Linked DNA regions of Homo sapiens: region 2 is linked to region 1. A link is a loop called in an ENCODE intact Hi-C map of the cell type or tissue named here. Cell type or tissue: endothelial cell of umbilical vein. All regions are shown on one strand. Region 1 overlaps RGS12 (regulator of G protein signaling 12). Region 2 overlaps RGS12 (regulator of G protein signaling 12).

Region 1 (5,000 bases):
CCTGCTCTTTCTAAGAGACTTTTTGGAACTTTGGGAAGAAAGAAGGAAGGACCCTTTTTAAAAGGACTGTTTGTCAGGCAGGACCTTCTGAGTGTAGAATTTCGCGTCTCCCGCCCAAACACCAGGGCACTTAAAGGAGTTCTGCTAACACAAGGAAACAGGCTGCCATCTGTCCACACACTTCACAGTGGGGAGCGCTCTCTCCATGCCAGGCACAGTTCTAGGCACGAGCAGGGGCCACGAGGCCTCGAGGCTGGCACACCCACGGCCCAGGGCAGGTGCGCGATCCACGCCTGCCGAGTGAGGGGAGGAGGGAAGGGTGCCAAGAACCTATTTGACTGAAACATTCTTGACTTTCTCAAGTGTCTGAATGCAATTATTTCTGTGCATGTTTTCTACATTTTCTAAAAAGAACTTTTTTGTACTAAAAAAGTAAAAGTAAGAGGGTTGATGAAGTTTTACATAAAGGCCATCATAATCATGAATAAAATAAATAACTCCTAGTTTTACGAAAATCTACCTGGCCTCCTCTCTTCAGACCCACAGCATCCCACCCCAGGCTGGCTTGGTGGAGACGGACCTCATGCCGTGTGCACACGCTGCCGCAGCGTGGCCTGTCCCCAGCGGTGCGCGGGCTCATGTCCAAGACAGTCTGCCTAAGAGCAAGGTGCGTCGGCAAAGGCCGTATCCCAGGACCGGAAAAGCAGCCGGCGGCAACACGTCGGCAAAGGCCGTATCCTAGGACCAGAAAAGCAGCCAGCGGCAACACATCCCATAAAGCTCCTAAGCTTGTGGGGGGAGGCAGTTAAGAGGTGTGAACGATGGGCTCACTCCAAACCCCACATCCATCAACAACAAACTTGGTCAGCACCAACTCAGAAAAGAGAGTGATGTGATGAGAAGGAAACCAAACATCGGAAACTGACGAAAACCCACCCTGGCACATTGCTTAGTTGCCTAAAATGAGGAGCTAGGAAGAAGCCTCCAAAAAAGCACCTGGAATCCACCGTCACTCCCTGACCCCAAACCCCATCACCCCATCACCCCTCTACCCAGCCCAACCCAGCTCCTCCAGTGAGGGCTGTTGCTACTTGCCGGGTTCACAAGGCAAGAGCTGTGTTGTTCCCACCCACCAGCGTCCCCCAGGACATTCCCTACCCAAACAGAAGCAGAGTGCCACAGAGGGTGGGCTCAGACACCCGGGACCACTCTCTGCTCCCTGCTCGGTCCCCTGCACCAGTTACTGCCTCCCCAGGCCCTGTGCAGTGATCCTGAGGCTTCGGTGCCGGAGCAGACCAACAGCTATTTGTGTTTAAGGAAGGAAATGTCATCAAGGCCAGTGCCTGACTGAGGAGCAGAGGGTGCCACATGTCTACAAGCAAGGCAGGACAGGAGCCCAAATATTCAACTCCAGTTATGCTAAAGAAATTTAGATGAAACAGGGGTGGAAAGGCTGTGCCGCTTATCGAGCGGGACTTCCCAAATCAGCCTTTGCCCCCACACTCACACTCCCCATGGTGGAGTGATACCTGCATCCGTCTCCTCGTCTCCACACCCTCCTCTAAACTCATGTCATCGTCATCGCACCTCCTGCCACTGACTCTCCTCTGAGCAGCCCACTGCCAGGCGGCCCCCAATGCTCCAGCCAGCCAGCTCCTCCTTCCGCTTCTGTCCAAGGCAAGCCTGCTGTGCATGTGACATCAAGACAATGGTGCTGTGTGCTGAGCACCAACAAGATGGCTGGAGCCTCTGTAAAGAGACGAAGGGTGGGCCTCACAGCCTCTCATGGAATAGCCAGGCCCTGAGAAGCTTATGGGCATTAGTCCTCACCCTTCAGGACCCCAAGGCAGAGCAGGGCTCATCTCAGAGGGATGCCAGGTATGGCTCGTGCCTGATGGAATGGACACCAGTGAGACTCCCAGGAGGCCCATAAAGTTAGAACTATCACTGCCAGCTTGAACTACAAGGGTCAGAGGCAGTACAAAATAAAAAGTGGGTGCTGGACCCGGAAATCCTATCAGCAGGAAGCAGGCTGAGAAAACAACTCAACTGCAAGCAGCTGCTGTGTTTCAAACAAAGGAAAGCATGAGTCAGAGAGAGGAATCAAAGCCTCCAAGGGCAGAGGGACAGTTATCAGTCCCAAATCATGACACTTGAACAAGGAACTGCCACCATCTGCCAGGCTGGGTCTCGGAAGTGAGGCCCACCTGAGGCTCCTTCCTGCCTCTGAACTGCCACCATCTGCCAGGCTGGGTCTCGGAAGTGAGGCACATCTGAGGCTCCTTCCTGCCTCCATTTTCCCTCATTTTGAACAGGAAGGTCTGGCCTGTGGTGCTTGCCATGATGGCACCGTGGCTGTGGTTGGATGAGCTGACGGCGTGTCTCTCTAGTTCAGGTCAATAGACCGGGGTACCGTGCACCCCAGGAGCTGCATCTCAGCCCACCTAGAGCCAGTTTAGAGGATGACGCGGGACTCTGAGCAGATGCTGTCATGGAAGGACCTTGCGGGGAGTGTATTTTGTACATGGGAGGGACATGAATCTCTGGGACCAGCAGGTGCACAGTGACAGGTGGTCTCTGAGATGGCCCCCATGACACCACCTCCTGGTCATCCTGCCCCTGCAGTCCCTCCACTGGGGTGTAGGCTGGACCTAGCGACTCGCTTCTAACAAACAGAATGTGCAAAAGAGATAGGATGTCACTTCCAAGATGAGGTTTTCAAAAGACCATGGCTTTCGTCTCGCTCATGCTCTCCCTCACTCCCTCTCAGGGAAGTCACTGCCTGGCTGTGAGCTGCCCAAGGAAGCCGCCCACGTGACAAGGAATGGATGTCTCTGGCCAACAGCCAGCAGGGATGTGAGGTCTTCTAACAGCGATATTAGCGACCCTGGAAATGGATCTTCTGAGGCTGCCAGCAGCCTCATGAGTGTGCATGGAAACGAATCCTCATCGCACAGCCCTGGCCAACGCCTTGATCACAGCCCTGCGTGAGCCTCACCAGGCAGGACTCCTGATCCCAGAAGCCTTGCAGCTACAGACGCAGTGTGCTGCACAGCGGCAGCGAACCAACGTGCCACGTGATGCAAAATAGCTCCAGGGTCGTTTGACTTGCTGCCATTCCTGCTATAAGCACAAAATGGTGCTGTACTTATATCTAGGTGGCAATGTAAAGCAGGTAGTTTCAAAAATGGTCCCTGAAATCTACTCTGTGAGGAGGTGATTAAGGAAATCACACCAGATACACCAGAGACAAACTCTACAGAATGGGGAAAAGCGGCTAAAAAGAAGCCGAACTGATCATAATCTCACAAGCGAAGTCTAATTATCCCGTTTTACAAATGAGGAAACCGAGGCTCCAGCACCACGACTGGAGGCAGTTAGGATTCAAAGCCAGGCTGGCTGACTGCAGTCCGGGCTCTACAGTGCAGCCCCAGCTGCCTCCCTCTCCACCAGCACACTCCCGGGAGAAAGCGGCCTCCCTCAAAGCTCACGTTTCCACTAACAAAAACTACCTGGTTCTCAAGAGTGTCTCAGTTCCTGGGTAGCTTTAGTCTCCTGAATCTGAATACTAATAACCTACGTTTAGGCAGCAGGTCAGCAGCCACCAACATTATGAGTAGTTTTTGAATAAATATGCATAGTTTTTGAATAATACATTAGGCTGAACTGAAAAGTACAATACATAAAATGTCCCAGGTCAGCATTTTGTCATCATGCATAGTTTTTCGTGGGTTTTTAATAAATGTCACTTCTTGAGGTTTTAACATTTCAAATCCAAAGAAACCAAGAGGCTGAGCATCAGGGACACACACATTAAATGCCTCAATTCCGGCCTCATGGAGCAAATGCGCTTTCTTCCTCTTCCATTGTCAGTCTCAGAAAGATCCCACACATTGCTAGGCAGCAGCACAGCGACTCAGTGCTTACAAGAGAATTCACTCAAAAACTAATGCAGCTTTTAGAATTCAGAAGTATGGCAAACATGAATGATTAGGGGAAAGAAATAAGAGGTAAAGAAGAAATTAAAGACTGGCAACTTTCAGAATGCTTCGTTTCTTTGAACACTTGAGAAAAAGGTATATACTATTACAGTCCAGCAACAGTAAAAGGAAGTAGCATTCAGAAAGTCATATAAAGTTGAAGAAATAGTTGTGCTAACATCACACTAATACTAATCACATAAAGTGTGAACACTGGCTTTAGCTTCTGTAGCTCCGTTTTACTTCTAGAGAACACATCAGGGGCAGGTCTGTGGGGCGGGGGGAAGCCAGGCACCCAGGGAGACAAGCTGGCTTAGTTCCTCCTTCCTCTTGTTCCCCCCACTACCAGGGCAAGCTCAAGTTGCTGAGGAAGAGGAGGGGGCTTCTCCCAAGGAGGGGAAACTCTGCAGGATCCTCCAAGGACCCAGAGTCCATGAAGCAAAAGAGCCTCCAGGGACAGAGTATCTGCACAGATGCTGAAATACAGCACTGCTGGTTCCAGTGTCCTCCAGCAAGGGCCACAGAGGTGAGACTGGGGGAGCCAGCAGGTGCCCTGTGGCTGTCACCTGTGTCCCCATCCAGTCGGAGGCCCTCCCACATCCTCCCTGCCTAGGTCGCCGTACCGAGGCTCACCTTGCATGGTGGCCACACCTCCTGCTGGACTCCCCGCTGTACCCCACTTGCCGGCCCACCCTGCCCTCACCCTCCTCCTGCCCACAGCTGCCAGCGCTTTGTCCTTCCCCACTTCCTAATCCCTGCCCAAGCACCTGTCCCACTGGGTCCAGCCTCTTGAGGCTCTCTCACTGGGTCCCTCCCCAAACCTCAACATCCCCCTCGGTCAGACCCACTTCCTCGTGGCCCCATGATTTTCCTGCTCACTCATTCATTCGTTTATTCATTCAAGAACTGTCTCGTGGCTTCTGCAGCAGCTCCAGGTGGGCAACTACGAACAGGCAACCAGTGACGGTCCTGAACTCCCAGGGCCAGCTGCCCCGGGGTCACAGACAGTTAAGACAGCCC
Region 2 (5,000 bases), 65 kb before region 1:
GAAGGAAAGAAAGGACACCCTGAGACGTCACAAAACCACACCCTGATGGCCGCCGCCACCTCCATGCCGGCCACACAGGGCACACCTGGGGGGGCCAGCGTGGATGCACCCGAGGCGGCCTCTGACAGCTGAGGACTAAAGTCAAACCCCTAGCTCGAGCACAGGGGGAACATCGGGGAAGCCAACAGCTCGGGCGGCTCCGCGACAACTGTCATGCTTGTCCAGCCGTGCGCCAGCAGGGCCTTCACCTGGGCACTCACTTGCAGTGGGGACTTGTTCCCACAACTCACAGGAGAGGTGGAACTGCCCCGGAAAGTCCCACCCAGGACCCTGTGACAGCCACAGGCTGGCTGAACGGCCGCTGCCTGCCAGGGAGGCTCAAGCTGGGCTGCCCAGGGCTGCAGCAGCCCCCCAGCCCAGAGCGGCCACCCCACAGCAGGGCACCCTGGGAGGGGTGCGCAGACAGACCACAAGGGCTCTCTTCCTCCAGGCAATTCCTATTTCTTTGGGGCTGGGGTCTCCGTGCCTCCTCTCAGCATCTAACTAGTGTCAGAGCCTGCAACACCTGACGCCACATGGTTTATGAAACAGGATGAGGTGCCCCGATTAGGTGACAGGCACGGGCATCTTCCCGGCCTGCCAAAGCCAGGGAACCAGGCATCGACTGATCTGGCCAGCCAGAGCCTCCATTCTCTCCAAGTGGAAATCCCGGCAGCTCCCCCGCGTGCTCTTTGAATGGAGTCGGGCAACAGCTCCTAGAAAGGCGGGGGCATCCTCCCCCTCAAGATGAGGGGAGCTGGAGACACACGGAACTCCAAAAGAGCGCTGCTGCGGACACGGACGGCGGCACCCCAGCATTCCCTGACCCTCCCATTTTTTAGAACAACTACCTGAAGCTTAGAAGGAGAAGCAATTCTGCCGACCCCAGAGGCTTTCCAGCCCCTCGTCTGCTGGCCAGGACCCAGCCAGGCAGAGCTGCAGCAGAGACGCCCACCCACCCGCTGTGCCTCTGACTGCGAGAGGGGGAGCCGCTCACTTCTGATGCCTGACGACCACATCAGCCAGATTCCAATACACTCCCGTGAACAACTTATCTGCCAGTGTAAGCATTTGCAAGAGCTTCAAAAGGAAGTCCAAATCATGTAAACAGATACTTACAAAGGCAGGTTTTTAATGACTTTACTCGGAATAAAAAAACAAAATTTTCTACACCTTGCCTGGATATACACTGAGATGAAAGTGCTGCCTACAAATAAGTACAAATGGCTAACTGATTAACTGGCCCATTAAACCCACGACAGCTCCAAAATTCACTTTCCGACGCAGGATATGAAACAGAGGTTACAGGAACACATTCCCCCTGCCCCAAGACAGCCAGAGGCGGCCCGCGGCAGGCACGCCCCAAAGAAGACCAGAGCTGCTCCCCGAGCCTCACGCAGCTTCACCTTCCAAGCAGCTTTCCACGTGCACAGAAAGCCGGTTGATTTCATCAGGCTCATGCTGGCCCTGCCCAGCAGACCCATGTCTATTTCCCACTTAAAAGGAAGGACGCGGCTCATTTTCCTGTTCCCAACCCCTCCATGCCCCTCATCTCTAAACTAGTAGTTTGTCCTTCGCTTCTCTACAGAAGACTTTAATTAGATATTAGAAAAACATTAAGATTATACAATTCCCAGAAAAGAATGAATTCGAAATCAGTGCCCAGTAATTACTAAGACTTCTGTACATAATTTAAATTTATTTTTATCTTTGCACCAACACAGCCTTAAGAGGAAAATAGAAATTATTTTTATTTCATCTCAAATCTTTTAAAAAGCCATTTTAGAGTAACTTCAACTTCATAAGCTTATATAGTAATCACCAATATGATCTATAGTAGCTATCTATATGCACAATAGCCAAATCAACTCATCATATTTAGAAATGTTAAGCTACCATCATTTAAAGAGCCTAAGATTTTAATGTATTTATCTAGCCTAAAATTAATATTTCAACAAAATCAATTCACTCACATCTTTCAAATCTATGAGAATTACCACGGTAAAGGAAAAACATCTGACGCTTTCCGTAAGTTCTGACTTAAAACCTGGCAGCTTGGGCTCCCGAGGGGTTGAGGCCGGCGGCCGGGTGTGTCGGGCCCGGGACGTGCTGCGGTCCCAGAGCCTGGGCTGAGCCCCCGCAGCACTCGCTTTGAGCTGTGGTGCAGACACATGAAAACCATTTCCAAAGCTTATCCTTACAAGCATTTGCAGGTCCCACAGCTGCCACTCGCTAAAACAGGATAGCCAGGGTGCCACGCTTTCCTACCACTGATTAAATGAAAAGAAAAAGCCGGAACTACTTACCTGCTGGTCATTAGAAACATGGGTTTCGTTTGACAACTCTTTCCCCAAATTCATTGTAAGGCACCGAGCCACACTAGGCACCCGGGTCTAAGACACACCATTCAACACCGCAGCTTGTGCGTGTGAGAAAAGTTTAAAGGCATTTCCGATGAAGTTCCCTCTCGCTCCCTTCGTAACCCATGGCAACAGGACACTGCAGGAAGCTGTGGCTTGCCAGGGTTTCAGACTCTATCTCAATTGTCTCATCCAAAGAAAGAAGCGCCGTTTACATAAATCACGCTGTGAGATCATTTTTAAACTATTTCCTCTACCAAATCAGAAGAATAAAACTTCGGCCGACAGGGGTAATTTCTCAGTCAGTAAAACAGCTGCAGAGAATTTGTTTTTTTTAGCATCGTGGTGCAGTTCACAACCTTAATTACAGCTGCCAATGAATCTATTCTAAGCCTCCACATGCACCAGCTTACTGGGTGGCAGCCAGCGGGATCTGGCACACGCCTAAAGCCCTCTCAGTGCTATCTGTATTCCGTGATCTGCTCTGCCCACCCTCCAAATATATGAAACAACCAGAAAGCGAGTGAACCATGATGGATCCTGGCTCTAAAAAGGAAGGAGGAAAGAAAAAGAAAACTATTTGTAAAGCCTAGGGATCACTGCAAAATCATCTGTTAATTTTCTAGAGATTTAGGGGTAAACTGCTCATCCCAAAGTGCTTCCCTGCTGTCAAAATCATGCAGCATGGGCCACCTAGAGTCTCGTCCTAATGGGCTCTAGGAGTCCTAACCCTGAAACGTTAGGTTGAGGGAAGCTTCGCCATTAGACCTGGGGAAGCTTCTTGCCAGGAACTGCAAACTCAATGCCCACAGGGCCACCAGGCTAGGTCCATGGCTCTGGGGTCTGGGGTTGGGCTGCCAGCTGGGAAGGAACTGTGCCAGCTCTGCTTCTGCCTTTCTGTGGAGGAACATGAGCATTCCCCGCACGAGAGTGTTCAGTGAGCAGAACCCACAGCACTGGACACACACTTCGTTTCAGAAATGCACAATGGCTGCTTGCAGAATGCGCAGCAGCTCAAGCTTCCTTAGAAGGCTTTTCTCAGGAGCTGTGCACGTAACAAAAGTGTGGGGGAGTCTGCAGGGGCGGGGGGCAGGCGCCCAGCCACACCCCCAGCAAGCAGAGGAATCACCCCAAGGCAGCCACACCTCCCTCTGCACAGCTGCTCCTCGCTGAAAGGGGTGCCACCTCCACTTCTGTCACCAGCCCAGGAAGGGGCTCCCGCCCAAGCTACCGGGACCCCCGGTCAGCCCCATAGGTCTGGAGTGGCCTCAGAAGCCCTGTTCCTCGACAGGGCCCCGCCTCTACCTACCATGGCCCCACCCACTTCCCCTGGGCTCTGGGCCAGAGGGTCTACATTAGGTACGACAGGCATGGCAGGCAGTATGACAGAAGGCGGAGCACGTATAGACCAGACCACATCACCATTCCTGGGCTAAGCCACATCTCTCAGACAAAACCAGCATCCTCGTCCCCTGCCTTCCCGTCAGCATCCACCCCACCACACACACACAGGCACCCCCCAACACACACAGGCACCCCCCAACACACACAGGCACCCCCAACACACACAGGCACCCCCACACACACAGGCACCCCCCCTACACACACATGCACCCCACACACGTACCACACACACACATGTACCCCCCCACACACAGGTACCCACACACACACAGGCACACACACAGGCACCCCACACACACACACATGCACCCCACACACGTACCCCACACACACACGTACCCCACACACACACAGGCACCCACACACACACAGGCACCTCACACACAGGCACCCCCACACACAAAGGCACCCCACACACACACAGGCACCCACACACACACAGGCACTCACACACACACAGGCACCCCACACACACAGGCACCCACACACAGGCACGCACACACACAGGTGCACACACACACAGGCACACACACAGGCACACTTTCAGAGAAAGCAATCTGAAGGTTCTGGAACAACAGCAAGGGGTTCTGGGGTGGCTGGGTGAGCCCCTGACGCTGACCTGCCCGTTAACCTCATTGGCTTCTGAGGGGCCTGCACTACTGACAGTTTACAGAGCTTTGGAGGAGACAGTGGTCTCCAGGCGGGAGCAGAGGACAACAGCATCCTGGCCCCCCAGGGCCCCCAGACCCTGGGAACAGCCACCAGCGCCTGAGAACCGAAGGCAGCCTGGGCATGCGTGGGGCCTTCTGCTGAGGGGTTATCACCTAAGTGCTAAACTGATTTCACCTCAGTTCTTTCAGACAGAAACATCTTCATCCCATTGTGTTCCATCGAGGACGGAAAGGAAGAAACACAATTTCACATTGTCTACGTGGTTTATTCGCAAAGCCCACAAAGCAGCCCAGGCTGCTAGGGGTCCGCCTGTTGCTGTCCGGTCACTAACAACAGGGCCTCCAACAACAGGGCCTCCGGGTTCTCCTGTCTCTCTCTAGGCTCCCCCCATCTCCTCTTTTGTGGGAGCCTGTCCTTTTCTGCAGCTGCTGACCTCCCCTGCCTAGCCAGTAACTCCCCTCTGCAGATGGGTGAGGAAAGGGATGGGGCAGGGCCAGAACACGCCTGGGAGAACTCCTGTGACCG

The links. Peaks named below come from ENCODE experiments on the same cell type or tissue, not always from the same donor. Only the 100,000 strongest peaks of a DNase experiment are listed, where the experiment ranks them.
Region 2: it touches region 1 in a loop (6-fold over the local background); 5 of 110 quality-filtered maps call a loop at or near these places.

What each region holds. Positions count from the first base shown.
Region 1 is chr4:3,302,919-3,307,918 of GRCh38, reverse strand. The region is part of intron 1 of RGS12 (regulator of G protein signaling 12); the gene reads right to left. Among named protein-coding and RNA genes, the nearest start is that of RGS12, 12 kb to the right of the region's middle. RefSeq lists an enhancer at 2,812-3,461. In endothelial cell of umbilical vein, no CTCF peak of the experiment used is centred here; DNase peaks (open chromatin) are centred at 2,068 and 2,868; H3K27ac peaks cover 3,066 bases.
Region 2 is chr4:3,367,667-3,372,666 of GRCh38, reverse strand. The region is part of intron 3 of RGS12 (regulator of G protein signaling 12); the gene reads right to left. Among named protein-coding and RNA genes, the nearest start is that of HGFAC, 72 kb to the left of the region's middle. In endothelial cell of umbilical vein, no CTCF peak of the experiment used is centred here; a DNase peak (open chromatin) is centred at 2,656; H3K27ac peaks cover 2,440 bases.